Regions from separate parts of the Homo sapiens genome. Here all the other regions are linked to region 3. The links are chromatin contacts, found by Hi-C or POLR2A ChIA-PET in ENCODE. All regions are on one chromosome and are shown on one strand. Each heading gives the region's core, a stretch centred on a gene start or an enhancer-like site at or near the end of the contact. The rest is flanking DNA. Distances are from core to core; before and after follow the strand shown.

Evidence for each region. Hi-C counts contacts between places; a loop is a spot of excess contacts on that map. ChIA-PET counts read pairs that join two places held with the same protein, here RNA polymerase II (POLR2A). Pooled maps may share reads with other maps.
Region 1: a map with no recorded cell type shows a loop between it and region 3 (2.0-fold over the local background). The contact joins the promoter of ENPP5 here to the enhancer-like site in region 3. A Hi-C loop is called at or near these places in 1 of 37 single-sample maps with no recorded cell type and 1 of 50 pooled maps. POLR2A ChIA-PET finds 5 or more read pairs at or near these places in 1 of 52 experiments (CD8-positive, alpha-beta T cell).
Region 2: a loop to region 3 is called in a pooled map, with 10 times the contacts of the local background. The contact joins the promoter of CLIC5 here to the enhancer-like site in region 3. A Hi-C loop is called at or near these places in 1 of 168 maps with a recorded cell type or tissue (lower leg skin), 5 of 37 single-sample maps with no recorded cell type and 13 of 50 pooled maps.
Region 4: a map of cardiac septum shows a loop between it and region 3 (2.5-fold over the local background). The contact joins two enhancer-like sites. A Hi-C loop is called at or near these places in 1 of 168 maps with a recorded cell type or tissue (cardiac septum) and 6 of 50 pooled maps. POLR2A ChIA-PET finds 5 or more read pairs at or near these places in 1 of 52 experiments (MCF 10A).

What each region holds. Positions count from the first base shown.
Region 1 is chr6:46,169,392-46,172,863 of GRCh38, forward strand. ENPP5 (ectonucleotide pyrophosphatase/phosphodiesterase family member 5) reads right to left here and starts at 1,589. Exons shown (of 5, transcript NM_001290072.2): 1 at 1,417-1,589; 2 at 662-723. RefSeq lists a silencer at 1,761-1,820.
Region 2 is chr6:46,014,104-46,017,590 of GRCh38, forward strand. CLIC5 (chloride intracellular channel 5) reads right to left here and starts at 1,757. Exons shown (of 6, transcript NM_016929.5): 1 at 1,377-1,757. The coding sequence starts at 1,439. RefSeq lists enhancers at 870-1,714, 1,715-2,559 and a silencer at 1,408-1,457.
Region 3 is chr6:45,709,216-45,712,538 of GRCh38, forward strand. No RefSeq gene overlaps it. Among named protein-coding and RNA genes, the nearest start is that of RUNX2-AS1, 130 kb to the left of the region's middle. Within about 2 kb of position 1,401, at least 4 of the 41 ENCODE cell types and tissues checked have a DNase peak (open chromatin) inside an H3K27ac peak, as active enhancers do.
Region 4 is chr6:45,308,389-45,311,986 of GRCh38, forward strand. All of the region lies in intron 2 of SUPT3H (SPT3 homolog, SAGA and STAGA complex component), which reads right to left. Among named protein-coding and RNA genes, the nearest start is that of RUNX2, 18 kb to the right of the region's middle. Within about 2 kb of position 2,268, at least 3 of the 41 ENCODE cell types and tissues checked have a DNase peak (open chromatin) inside an H3K27ac peak, as active enhancers do.

The DNA of each region.
Region 1 (3,472 bases), core at 339-2,838, 460 kb after region 3:
TTCTTTTTTTTTTTTTTTTGAGAGGGAGTCTCACTCTGTTGCCCAAGCTGGTGTGCGGTGGCACGATCTCAGCTTACTGCAACTTCCGCCTTCCGTGTTCAAGCAATTCTCCTGCCTCAGTCTCCCAAGTAGCTGGGACTACAGGCGCCCGCCACCACACCCAGCTAATTTTTGTATTTTCAGTAGAGACAGGGTTTCGCCATGTTGGCCAGCCTGGTCTCAAAACTGCTGACCTCAGGTGATTCACCCTTCTCGGCTCCCCAAAGTGCTGGGATTACAGGCATGAGCCACCGCAGCCGGCCTGAAGACATTTTTAAACTTCAAAAATATATCCTGTTTCACCTTGCTGTATTATAGGTACAGGTAAATAAAAACTACTTGGCATGCTTGCTTTGCTTTCAGAAATACAAGGTATATGTACATTGTGGGTATTCGCTGAGGGCAATAAATTCTGTTTTGCTGGTTTTAAACTGTGTTTTCACCATACCTAGACATTTCTTAAACTGAAATTGTTTTAGGTATTGGTCTCAAGATGATAGCTCAAATGTCATATTTAAAAACGATTTCTTGGATGGCAATACTCTCTCTGATTCTGGAAGGAACATTAAACACAGTTGCAGCAAGGAATAGCAAATAGGTTACTGCAAATATATTTACTCACCTATCTGGCTATGGATGGTAGTTGCTCTCTCTGTCCTTTCTCCCCCTAATTTTCTCTCCCACCTTTTTAAAACAAGGAAGGCTAGTATCAACCAAATGTAATTTAAGGCTAAAAGCAGAGGAAATAAACTACATGGAACACCTCATTTTCATCTATCTTAGCAAATTAATTCGGCACATGTGTAAGCAGGAGAAAACTGCTTTCTTGGGACCAACAAAAGTAAGCAAAGATTAAGTGTTGTCTAAAGCTTAGGAATGTTTGGCAAGAAGACTCAACATCACATCCATGACACAGAGCAATAAACAGAGGTGGGGGGTGGGGAATGAAAACAATCAGAATTTTTTTTTTTTTCGTGCACAAAATGCTGCACAAAACAGTGGAATCCCTGGATCTGGCTCCACATTTCATTGAGTACTTTCCAGTTCTTTCTCCCCTCCAACCCTTCCTCCACAAACAGACTTGGAGAGCAGGAAGGACGGGGCACCGATTAAACGGAAGAGGGAAAGTGCAGAAGGAGTAGGTTTGTGTAGCTCGGGTAGACGTCAAGGGCGGGGGTGTCCATCTTCTCCACCAGGATTCCATCCTAGCCACCCAGAATGGTCGCGGCGTAGGTTATGTTCCCAATTCCCAGTCATCCCGCCCACCGAGGCCTGGGCTTCTTAGATGTGCAGTGGCAAGGAGGGGACGTTGCTTTAGGGACCCAGAGGAGCAGTGTGGGTTCCCGGGAGGGAAGCCACCCACGCCCCTGGACTCACCCTCGCAGCGATCCGTTCAGTCCGTATTAGTTTGGAGCAACGGGAGGGAGGGTCTGGAGGAGACTCCCTCGGGCGCGCCGCGGGTAACGGCGGGAGGGTGACTGGAGGAACGCCCCCGGAACGCGCAGGAGCTCACCTGCGCTCAACTCTGGAGCGGAGCACCTGACCGCGCCGCTTCCCCGCCCCGCCTCCTGGCTTCTATTGGCTGCTGCAGAGATAGTCACTTCTGCCTGGGTTGCCCCCGAAAGCCAGGCTCCCAGGAGTAGCTGCACGGCCTGTCAATCAGCGGGGGCAGGGGCGGGCGCTGCCTGGGTTTGGAGGGTGGAGGGGGAGGGGACTCCCGGGGGCAGGGACCCATCTGGTAGGGCGAAGGCGTGGGATGGCCAATTGCTTGGTCACACACAAAACCTTCCGGCAACGTGCCTTTTCCAGGGGACCAGCTGTGCTGGAGTCAGTGATGCTGAGAGATTATTGCGTGTTACCCCAATGGTGGGTGTACTCTAACAGTCACTGTTTTTTGTTTAAAAGCGACTTGTATTCTCTGATTTCTTATCCCAGGCTTTTTTCCTTCCCCCGCCCCCCGCCCCCTGCCTTGTCACGAATTGGCGATGGGGCACACCATGGGCTTTGCTCTGAGGAACACCTGCACACCCGAGGATGCCAATGGGACGATGAAGTTTCATTCTTTTTATTAGTGGGTGTTATCTGCTTTACCTCAGAAAGAATTTATTAACCTAGTCAACTCTGCAGCCCCAACGTTTGCAGTCCAGGTTTTTGCAATTGAGGTCCCTGAGGTATATTTGTGGTGTACCTAGCATGGCACCTGAAATTGTGCGAATTAAACCAAGACAGGTTCAGAATTAGGTTAATTTGCACAGGAGAGAGGCTGAACAGCCACCCTCTCTGGTGGTGGCATCCGAGCTCCAGACTCTGTTTCTACCTTTGTTTGCAAAGTAAACATTAAAACTACAAACATCAGGCCTGATTACTCTTTCAGAAAGCCTTCAGTGCTTCTTGTGTGTTAGTGCCCCTATTTTGTCTTTTTCCGTACTGTAGTGGATTATTTTCTCAGTTTTTTTGGGATAATCAATGGCATTTTTAGGCCTGAGGGAGTGTAGGCAGGTACTTAGTTTGCCAGTATGATCCCAACTGTCTTTACCATAAATTATAGCAGTGATATCAAACTACCCTGAAAGAATTTGTCCATCTACACAATCCCAGCTAGAATTCTGACCTAATTAGAATTCTAGTTCTATCTGCAGTAGGCAATAATATCAGGTTGATTGTTACAATGTAAGTTTAACATCTAATTAGCTGGTAAAACTGGGAGCATATCTGCAATGGTGGTTTTGGCTCCTGCCCGGAGCTCGGATCCCTTGTCTGGTGTGCTGGAGCTTTAAAGTGAATAGAGATATCTGTTGATATTTAATTAAGCCATGCAAACATTTTGGTCATAGCTTTTTCTCTGTCTGCTTCTAATAGAGGGACAATCTCAACCCCAAACATTGTTACCTCCTAACTGGGTCATCCCATCCCGAAGGGCATCTGGGCACTCTTCCATGGCCTTTTATTCGTGGTAACTTGAGTTTATGGTTTTCAACACGTGGGATGGGGATTAAGAGGGAGGCTGGTTTCTATGTTTAGTGAGACCCAAACACAATGAAGTTGAACAAGTTGTTCCAATTCCCCAAAGCCCTGTCCTTTGAAATTGCCCAAACTTGGAACAGAGTGGTCCAATCTTGTAAGTCCTTGTCCCCCAGAATAGGTCAACTCTGTGCTCTCCCAAAACACTCAAAGGACAATGTACGCTTATCAGAGAGCAGGAGTGGTGAAAATGGGCCTGACTTTTGTTCGGATCACTGAACATTGTTGGACTCTGTTTGGATGACAACCTGCTTTGCTCTGCAAATTTTATGGAAGTTATGATTATATTCACCAGCTATTCCTGTGAAATAGGCATGGTACAGCTGGTAACCACAGTGCACAACACAGAAAAGTGCTCATAAGACTGCCAGATTCCTCCCAGAAGTCCATATAATGATATCTAATGTTCACC
Region 2 (3,487 bases), core at 507-3,006, 310 kb after region 3:
TGAAGAAAGCAAGTGTCACTAAATGTCAGGTGTAAGCTTGAAAAATAAACACAAAGAATGTAAAACCCAGCAGAAGAAATTTAACAAACCTTTGTGGTAGGCTGGGACAACGGAGACAGATCACGTACCAAGTGTAAAGTAAGTCACATTTTAAGAGTCAGAAAGTACCAAAGACCACAGATTGTTATCAAGGTTTATGTAGATCTCATACTTTTTGCAAACATCTATTTAATTAGCTTGTAGAGAAGGATCTTTTGGGCAAAATAACATTTTCCCAATTCCAGGGAATATTTATGCCTTTTAAATTCTGCCAGGAGGCCCCTGACAGGCACCAGTGACTCTTCCCTTCTCAGCGATCTGCATATTTCTAGGGAAACTTTGCACTGAGAGAGTTTTCCCCCTTTGTGAAAGGTCTTGGCGCCCAGGCAGTCCCCGACTTCCCCTCCCCCAAGTCCTGGCGACTGTTTCTGCTCAGCCCTGGAGGCTACTCTCCCGCAGCCTCAGGTTTCCCTACTTCTGCAGCGTCGGCACCAAGGGCTGATCAAATGTTTCTTTCTCCTTACACCGGCGGACCGGGAAACGCCGCCGCAGCCTCGCCTCCATCCTTCCTCCTACAGGTTGCAAATAAAGTACAGCAGCTCTGACATTAGGCAGTTTCTGTCCAAGGAGCAAGGTGACTTCATTTAATTTGCACTGTGCTCCTTCATCCCTGTCTGCATCAGGTTGAACGGGAGGCTCTCCCTACTACCAAACGCCTAACATTTCCTTGATACTGCCTTGAAAAATCATGATTATGACAAAAATAATAACGTCGGAGAATGGAGTGCTTGTTTTCTGCTTTGCAAGTCACCAAGCAAGAAAACACTTTTGTCTCCTTGGCTTTTATTTTAGGATCTCTGAGCGAAAGAGAGAAAGAGAATTTTAAGAAATGTCATTTTCGCTTTGCCAAAGATCATTGTGTCAATAACGTTTCTCTCCCATTCCTCCCCCTCCTCCCGTTTTAAAGGAAAGGTTCACGGGTCCAGCCAGGTTTCTGCCGCATCCCGACACCTGGAGACGTCTTTCAGGACCAGCCTGAATCGCGTCCGGGCTGGGCTCTGGACTCGGACTCGCAGCGGTGACAGCGGAGGCGGGGACGGGGGTGGACAAACTGCGGATCAACTCTCCGAGAAGACGGCCACCTGCCGGAACCTGCCTTCCTCCATTCCGCCCAGGAGCCTCGCAGCGGGGCGCTGGCCTGCGGAAAGGCCACGGGGGAGCACAGGGCTCCGCGCCGCCCTCCTGGGAGGGTCCGGAGTCCAGCGCACCCCGAGCCCTGGTGGGTGAGCCCGGCGGGAGGCGCGGCAGGTGCGGCGGGAGACTGGACCCCGACCTACCTTCACAAAGAGCTCGATCTCGGGGTCCCTGTCGTCCCCGTTAGCTGTCGCCGAGTCTGTCATGCCGTTGGCGCCCGGGGCTACCGTCCCGGGCCGGGGAGGCGCCACCTCTGCAGCACCTGGGCCAGCACTCTGCGCTCCTGCCGCTGCCCAGCGGGGCTCCTCTTCAGGGCGGTGTTTAATTTTTCACAAAACCATCTATTCTCCAGCCCGAGCAGCGGGGTCTGAGAGATCAGTGTCCCAGATGCTCACATGAAAAGGAGCGAAGCCGGGAGGAGGCGGGGGGCCACGGGGAAAGCCGGGTTAAGGGAATGACAACAGGTCGTGGGAGCAACAAGTGCCGGGCTGCCCGGAGGTGTCACAGGATCCGCGACTGTCAGCGATCCCGCCGCCGCCAACGCGCCCAAAATAGCCGGCGGCTGCAGGGCGGGGTCAGCCGGGCGGGGACGCGGCGGGGACACCCCGGCAGCTCGGGCCTGGGCCGGGCCACGGCCCCCCGCCCCAAGACCCCGCAGGGCAGGAGGCGGAGACAGAGCTGGTCCTGGCAAAGCCACCAAGGCCAAGAGGATGTCCTGGGGGCGGATAATGAGGCGAAGGCAGAAAGAGTCGAGGAGAAGGGGAAGGGGAAGAGGAAGGGGAAAGGGGAAGGGGAAGAGGAAGGGGAAAGGGGAAGGGGAAGAGGAAGGGGAAAGGGGAAGGGGAAGAGGAAGGGGAAAGGGGAAGGGGAAGAGGAAGGGGAAAGGGGAAGGGGAAGGAAGAGAGGAGATGGCTCTCAAGTCTTCTGTTTCTTTAATAAAGCGTCAGCTCCTCCGAGTTACTCCACTACCAGCCTTACCCACTTGGAAAGCCCTTCCTGTCTTAGTGATGCTCAGAACCCCCACCAAAAGGGGCATTTGCCATCCTTGGGCTAAGCAAAAGGAGAGTAGGGTGCTGGGGACGGGCAGGGCAGGGCAGGGGTGGCTCCTGGGGCAGAGGGGTGAGTCAACCCGGTCAGGTGCGGCTTCCATGCCTTTCAGCCTTCTGGGTTTGTTTATTTTTCTTCTCCCTTCTTTCATTTTCTTTCTATTTCTTCCTTTATTTTCTGATCTTACTTCATTCCCGTTCTCTTCTGGTTGTTTTAGTGAAGTAGGATGCAAACACAGAAAAGATGCACATATCTTAGGTGTATGCCTCAATGAATTTTCACAATCCAACCCACCCATGTAACGAGCGCCAGATGAAGAATAAAATGTTAGCCACAGCCCTAGAAGCTCCTCCTGCTCTCTCCTCTCCACATCTTTTCTCCCGTCTCCACTGTCCCAGGGTAACCATTATTCTGGCTTGTAGCAGCATAGGATCTTTTTGCCTGGAATGTTGGTGTCTGGCTTCTTTCGCTCATTACTATGTTTGTGAGATTCATCCATTGTGCTATGTGTAGTTGTGTATCATCCATTTTCACCGACACACTTACTTATTCATTCTTCTGTCAATGGACATTTGTGCAGGTGACTATCATGACTACTCTGTCACGAACATTCTCTCTATCAAACATCTTTTGGTTGGATTCACAGACACTTTTCTCTTGGATGTATACTTAGGAGTGGACTTGCTGAGTTGTAGTGTATAAGAATGCTCTCCTTGTGTAAACACTGCCATAGGTTTTCTAAAGTGGTTGCACCAACAGACATTCCCACCCTTCAGTTCTTTAAAAAATAATTATTGAATGTTTTGCACCAGAATCTGGTGGAATTCTCTTTGTCTTCTTTGCCTTCTCTTTAATTAATCCTGTTTGTGCTATGTCCTTCCTTACTAAAAACATGTATTTGTTTAATAGCTTTATTAAAAAATTTATCGCTTAATAAAAAAATAAGTAATAATACTTATTATGTGCTAGGCAAAAATGTTGAGCACTTTACATGTGTGAACTTGTATAATATTTACAAATAGTATAATGATCCCAATTTTACAAGTGGGGAAACTGAGACATGAAGTATTTAAGTAACTTATCCCTAGTCATTCAGCTAGGAAATGGTGAAGTCAGGATTTAAACCCAGACAGACTTGAGCCTGTCCTCTCAACTGCTCTACAAACTGCTTTTCTTAGTGCACACTATGGAAGTGCACACTTTGAGG
Region 3 (3,323 bases), core at 151-2,650:
GTTTTGTGGCTTGGATGTCTCTCAATTCTTCATCTCCTAAAATGAACAAAATTACACTTGCCACACTGGGTGGTTTGGGAGATATGGGAAAATATCACAGTTACCTTGGGGCTTAACAGCCCACTAGTGCTCTGAGAATCAAAAATTGGACCATTTCAAGGGATCTGAGTAAAAGGTGCTCAACGAATGTGAGATATAACCATTGCAAGATAAGTTTCTGCTGTCTATATAAACCTTGTTTCCAAGATTAATCAACGCTTATTTAAAAAGGAACAAATGGGCGGGCGCAGTGGCCCATGCCTATAATGCCAGCACTTTGGGAGGCCGAGGCGGATGGATCACCTGAGGTCAGGAGTTTCAGACTAGCCTGGCCAACATGGTGAAACCCATCTCTACTAGTAATACAAAAAAATTAGCTGGGCATGGTGGCGCAAGCCTGTAATCTCAGCTACTCAGGAGGCTGAGACAGGAGAATCGCTTGAACCCGGGAGGCGGAGGTTGCAGTGAGCCGAGATCGTGCCATTGCACTCCAGCCTGGGCGACAAGAGCGAAACTCCGTTTCAAAAAAAAAAAAAGGAACAAATATTATTAGCATGTTGAATAGGGAAATGATTCCTAAGAATAAGACTGGGCCCTGTATTTCAGCTGGTGTGGACTGTATGCTTATGTATTTGCGTCTATGTACTTATCATTCATTTGACAAATAATAATTCATTATCTCATGCTGCTGACGTGGTACTAGGTGTTATCTACGGGTGACACAGAGTTGGCCCTCATGTCTATTTCTTCCACAGAAGACTACAGAACTTCTGACTCAATTCCTTAGTTAGAAACCGGAGGGCGAAACTCTGGTTTTTCAGTTTCAATGGGTGTTTTAATTGTTCCTTTAAAGTGTCACATTTCATCACGTGTATCATCATCTCTTAAATTACATTATCTTGAAAGTTGCTACTCAAACTTATGCTATTCAAATTTCAAAAAAAATTTTTAAATGATGAACCTCAAGTAATTTATCCCGTGAAGTTCCAGAGGATGAAAATGTGGCTCAGAGATGATTAAAAATCAGACAGTAAAATATACACATGGATACCTCAGAATTTGTGATGTACTCCCAGGTCCACTGAGACCTGTGCACAGCATGAATCACTGGCTTCTGGTATTGAACCTAAGACATGAAGTGGGGGCAATGTGTGTCCCACTGTCCCCCATTATAACATGCCCCTCGGGCCAAATGTTCTATCCTGATGTCCCCTCACCCCTGGAAAACATGCAGTTGTCAGAAACATGATCACATAGTGAATTTGCCAGGCAAATTGTGAAATATGAGTCATGGTTCTATTTGTTCTGCAATTGTGAAAATTGCAAACTTTTTATCAAGATAAAAACTGAAACTTTGAGTGTCACCTCATGGGGGGAGCCCTGACACTCTCACGTCAGACTGTTCTCCTCACCCACCCCCACGGCTCTGGTCACGCTATGCCTCTGCCAGGGACCAACCTGCTGTTTAGTGTTCAGCACCCAGAGAGTGGCTTGCCCGGAGGCCCTTTCAAATACTGGTCACAAGCACTGCTGTTAGCCTGACCTCCAGCTTGCCTGTCAAGTAGAGGCTTGGTTGTCCTGGAGGCACTGCCTCTCTCAGCCCCCTCCCCTCCTACTGTCCAGACTCGAGTCCAGCACTCCCTCTACCCGTGTGCTCTCCATATCCCTGCCCTGTAGCCAGGGACTCCCAGTCACCACTTACCTAAGTTTCATTCTCTAAAGACCCTGGTAATTGGAAATAGATTCCTACTAATGCACTAATTTGTTACTCCTCAAGAAGTAAATGTGATCTTAAAGTGATCTTAGGTAGATAAAGTCTTAATCCACTGGTTTCCTGAAGTCCTCATCTTCCTTGGATGTACCTGAGGGTCACTATAGAAAGCTTGGAACCCTCCGCCCTCTATCAGAGCTCCAGCCAGAGCTGTTCTGATTTTATACGCCTCCTTAAAAACACTCTATACTGGGGTCACACAGTGTGATCTATGAAAGGGTGGGCTCTGGAGCCAGACCAGGCAGGATGGAAACCCAGCTCTAGCACCTACAGCTGTGTGATGTTGGGCATATCATTTAACTTCTCTGTGCCTTAATTTTGCCATCTGTAAAGTATGAACAGTAACAGCACACTGTATCTACCTTGTAGAATTGTTGGACTAAATGAGTTAAAACATCTGGCATACAGTAAATACTACTTAAGAATGCGCTAGTATCGTCTACATAGGGGCCCTCAGAGATTTTGTTTGAAAGAGGGTTTCCACTGCTTTACAAAAAGGTAAAACAAACAAAGCTCCAAACTCCCACTCCCTTCACTCAAAATATGAATAACTTACTGGAATGCCACCACCAAGGGTAAGTTTCTTGGCGCCCCTCGGATCTTACCTAAATGTGGGGCTGAGCCGGCTTCAGGTCTGCCCATGAACTGGATCAATCAACTCAAACCAGCATTGTTGTAGCTGCTGACTTAGGGAACGGAGTTAAGTGCAATATCTGAGGCACTTTATTCATTTTATTGTTCTCTAGGTTTTTAAAAGTTGTTATTATTAAGCTAATAATGTTAGGCTCTATACCTCATGAGTGCCCAGCAAGAGGCCATTGGCTCACGGTGTCAGAGGAACCATGTGAAGAAATATTTCCCAATTTTTGAAGTGAGAGGTCAGATATTAGTATCAAAGATCAGATGTTAGTATCAAATAACACTGTGGCATCTGCTTGATTAGAAATGAATGAATAAACTAGCCCACTTTTCAATTATTGGTGACAACTTTTTTATTTTTATTTTTATTTTTAGAGACAGAGTCTCATTGTGTCACCTAGGCTGGAGTGCAGTGGTGCGATCTCGGCTCACTGCAACCTCTGCCTACCGGGTTCTAGCAGTTTTCCTGCCTCGGCTTCCTAAGTAGCTGGGACTACGGGCACATGCTGCCACACCCGGCTAATTTTTTGTATTTTGATAGAGACGGGGTTTTGCCGTGTTGCCCAGGCTGGTCTCAACTCCTGAGCTCAGACAATCCACCCACCTCAGCCTCACGAAATCCCAGGATTACAGGCGTGAGCCACTGCACCCAGCCTGGTGACAACTTATTATTGGACAACATCTTGACCACTTGGGGCAGGTGTCATAGTTAATTTCTAACCAATCTTGAGGTCCTCAAACGTGGAAATGATGCTCTTCCTTTCTTTTTAAGACTTTTTTTTTATTTTCATGGACTCAAGGAAGGTACTTATTACATGACAATGTAATTCTCATTAGCAGGGGCAGCAGCGACGCTGAGTTGCGCAGCAAACAC
Region 4 (3,598 bases), core at 1,018-3,517, 400 kb before region 3:
CAGCTGATCTCTCAGCAGAAACTACGAGCCAGAAGAGAGTGGGGGCCAATATTCAACATTTTAAAGAAAAGAATTTTCAACCCAGAATTGCATATCCAGCCAAACTAAGCTTCATAAGTGAAGGAGAAATAAAATACTTCACAGAGAAGCAAATGCTGAGAGATTTTGTCACCACCAGGCCTGCCCTACAAGAGCTCCTGTCCTGGGATCGGGGGAGGGAGGAGGGAAAGCATTAGGAGATATAACTAATGTAAATGACGAGTTAATGGGTGCAGTACACCAACATGGCACATGTAAACATATGTAAGAAACCTGCAAGTTGTGCACATGTACCCTAGAACTTAAAGTATAACAAAAAAAATAAATTTAAAAAAAAAAAAGTCAAAAAAAATAATGAAAATTCTGAATTAAAAAAAAAAAGGTGCACAATTTGGTTTGTTATGCAAATTTTTGTTTTTCCTGAGCTATTCAGCTACTTTAAAACATGCATATAAGCTAGCTAGTCATTTTGAATAAGAAGAAAAATAAATGGAGAAATGATTATGATAGCACTGTTTATGCCTTTTAAAAACAGAATGTCTAAATATTTGGAAAAAAAAAAGGTGCACAATTTGGTTATGCAAATTTTTGTTTTTCCTGAGCTATTCAGCTACTTTAAAATATGCATATAAGCTAGCTAGTCATTTTGAATAAAAAGAAAAATAAATGGAGAAAGGATTATGATAACACTGTGAGTGTTTATGCCTTTTAAAAATAGATGTCTAAATATTTAGGAAAAAAAAAAAAAAGAATACAATCTCCCAGTGCCTGACCACAAAGAAATGAAGATAAACTGCCTGAGAAAGAAATCAGAATAATCATTTTAAGTGAGCTCAGTGAACTTCAAGAAAATAAATGACCAAAATGAAAAACCTAATAGATTGAAATTATAAAAAGAAACAAATTCCAAAGCCGAAAAACACGATGAAATGAAATTAAAACTTTAACTGAGTATCAACAATATCAGAACTGATCAAGCAGAAGATCTGTGATCTTAAGGACAAGTTAGTTAAAAATATATAGTCAAAAGAGAAAAAAAAAACTATGTAACTGAAGAAAGCTTATAAAATATATGAGACAGCATCAAAACAGCAAATATTTCGGTCATAGGAGTTCAAGAAGAAGAAAGAGAAAAAGTGATAGAAATCTTATTTAAATAAATAGCAGAAAATGTCCCAAATCTGAAGAAGATATAAATATCAACATATAGGCAGGGAAAAAAATCTCCCATCAGAGTTAATCCAAACAAGAATAGACGAAGGTATATTATAACCAAACTGTCAGAAATCAAACATAAAGAAAAGATCCTGAAACCAACAAGAGAAAAGAAAGAAATCACATATAACAGAGTTCAAATAAGGCTAACAGCAGTTTTCTCGGTAGACACCTTACAGACCAGGAGAGAATGGGATGATATAGTCAAAGTGATGAAAAGGATGGGGAGAAAATGTCCACCAAGAATAGTGTACCAGATTGTGAATGTTAGCTTCTGATCAACTGCAGGAACAAACCAGCAATCCTGAGAGGACCCACAGAACCTCTGAAGAAAGCGGACTGCTCCTGCAGTACCTGGGAGACACCTCAAATACTCTGGGAAGTGGAAAGCCTCTGGTAAGTTTTCAAGCGTGCCCTCCACCTGGAAACAGACTTGGGGCTGTTGTGGGCAGCACGGTGGGAATGAGACCAGCCTTTCAGTTCGCTTGGGAGCTAAGTGAGGCCTGTGATTGCCGCTTTTCCTCACATCCCTGACAACCTGCATGACTCGGCAGAGGCAGCCATAATCCTCCTAGGTATACAATTCCAGTGACCTGGGAATCTCACCCCATCCCCCACAGTAGCCACAGCAAGACGGCCCAAGTAGAGTCTGAATTCAGACACACCTAGCCCCATCCCCACCTGACAGGATTTCCCTAGGAAACCTGGTAGCCAAAGACAAAGGACATACAATCCTGGGAGTTCTAGGGCCCCACCCACTGCTGATCCCTCTCCACACTACTACAGCTGATGCTTTCTAGAAAGCACCACCTCCTGGCAGGAAGTCAACCAGCACAAAAATAGAGCATTAAACCACCAAAGCTAAGAACCCTCACAGAGTCCGTTGCACCCTCCACCACCTCCACCAGAACAGGCACTGGTATCCACTGCTGAGAGACCCATAGACGGTTCACATCAGAAGGACTGTGCACAGAAACCCTCAGCACCAGCCAGGAGCTGGGTAGACTCACTGGGTGGCTAGACCCAGAAGAGAGAAAACAATCAGGCAGTTTGGCTCACAGGAAGCCATAACCACAGGAAAAGGGGGCGAGTACTACATCAAGGGAACCCCCTGTGGGACAAAAAAATCTGAACAACAGCCTTCAACCCTAGACCTTCCCTCTGACAGAGCCTACCCAAATAGGAAAGAACCAGGAAATCAACCCTGGTAATATGACAAAACAGGGTTCATCAACACCCCCATAAAATCACACTAGTTCACCAGCAATGGATCCAAACCAAGAAGAAATCCCTCACTTACCTGAAAAAGAATTCAGGAAGTTAGTTATTAAGCTAAACAGGGAGGGACCAGAGAAAGGCGAAGCCCAATGCAAGGAAATCCAAAAAGTGATATAAGAAGTGAAGGGATCAATATTCAACAAAATAGATAGCATAAAGAAAATACAATCAAAAATTCAGGAAACTTTGGACACACTTTTAGAAATGCAAAATGCTCTGGAAAGTCTCAGCAATAGAACAGAACAAGTAGAAGAAATTGAGAGCTCAAAGACAAGGTCTTCGAACTAACCCAATCCAACAAAGAAAAAGAAAACAGAATAATATGAACAAACCCTCCAAGAAGTTTGGGATTATGTTAAACAACCAAACCTAAGAATACTCTGTGGAGAATGCACAATTACTAACAGACCTAAGAATAATCAGTGTTCCTGAGGAAGAAGACAATTCTAAAAGCTTAGAAAACATATCTGGGGGAATAATCAAGGAAAACTTCCCCAGCCTTGCTAGAGACCTAGACATCCAAATACAAGAAGCACAAAAAAACACCTGGGAAATTCATCACAAAAAGATCAATGTCTAGGCACACTGTCGTCAGGTTATCCAAAGTTAAGACAAAGGAAAGTATCATAAAAGCTGTTAGACAAAAGTACCAGGTAACCTATAAAGGAAAACCTATCAGATTAACAGCAGATTTCTGAGCAGAAACCCTACAAGCTAGAAGGGATTGGGGCCCTATCTTCAACCTCCTCAAACAAAACAATCTTCAGCCAAGAATTTTGTATCCAGCGAAACTAAACATCATATATGAAGGAAAGATACAGTCATTTTCAGACAAATGCTGAGAGAATTCACCATTACCAAGCAACCACTAAAAGAACTGCTAAAAGGAGCTCTAAATCTTGAAACAAATCCTGGAAACACATCAAAACAGAATCTCTTTAAAGCATAAAGCACACACGACCTATAAAACAAAAATACAAGTTAAAAAGCAAAAACAAAAAAAACAAAGTATAAAGGTAACAAAGAACATGATGAATGCAAGGGTACCTCACATTTCAATACTAAC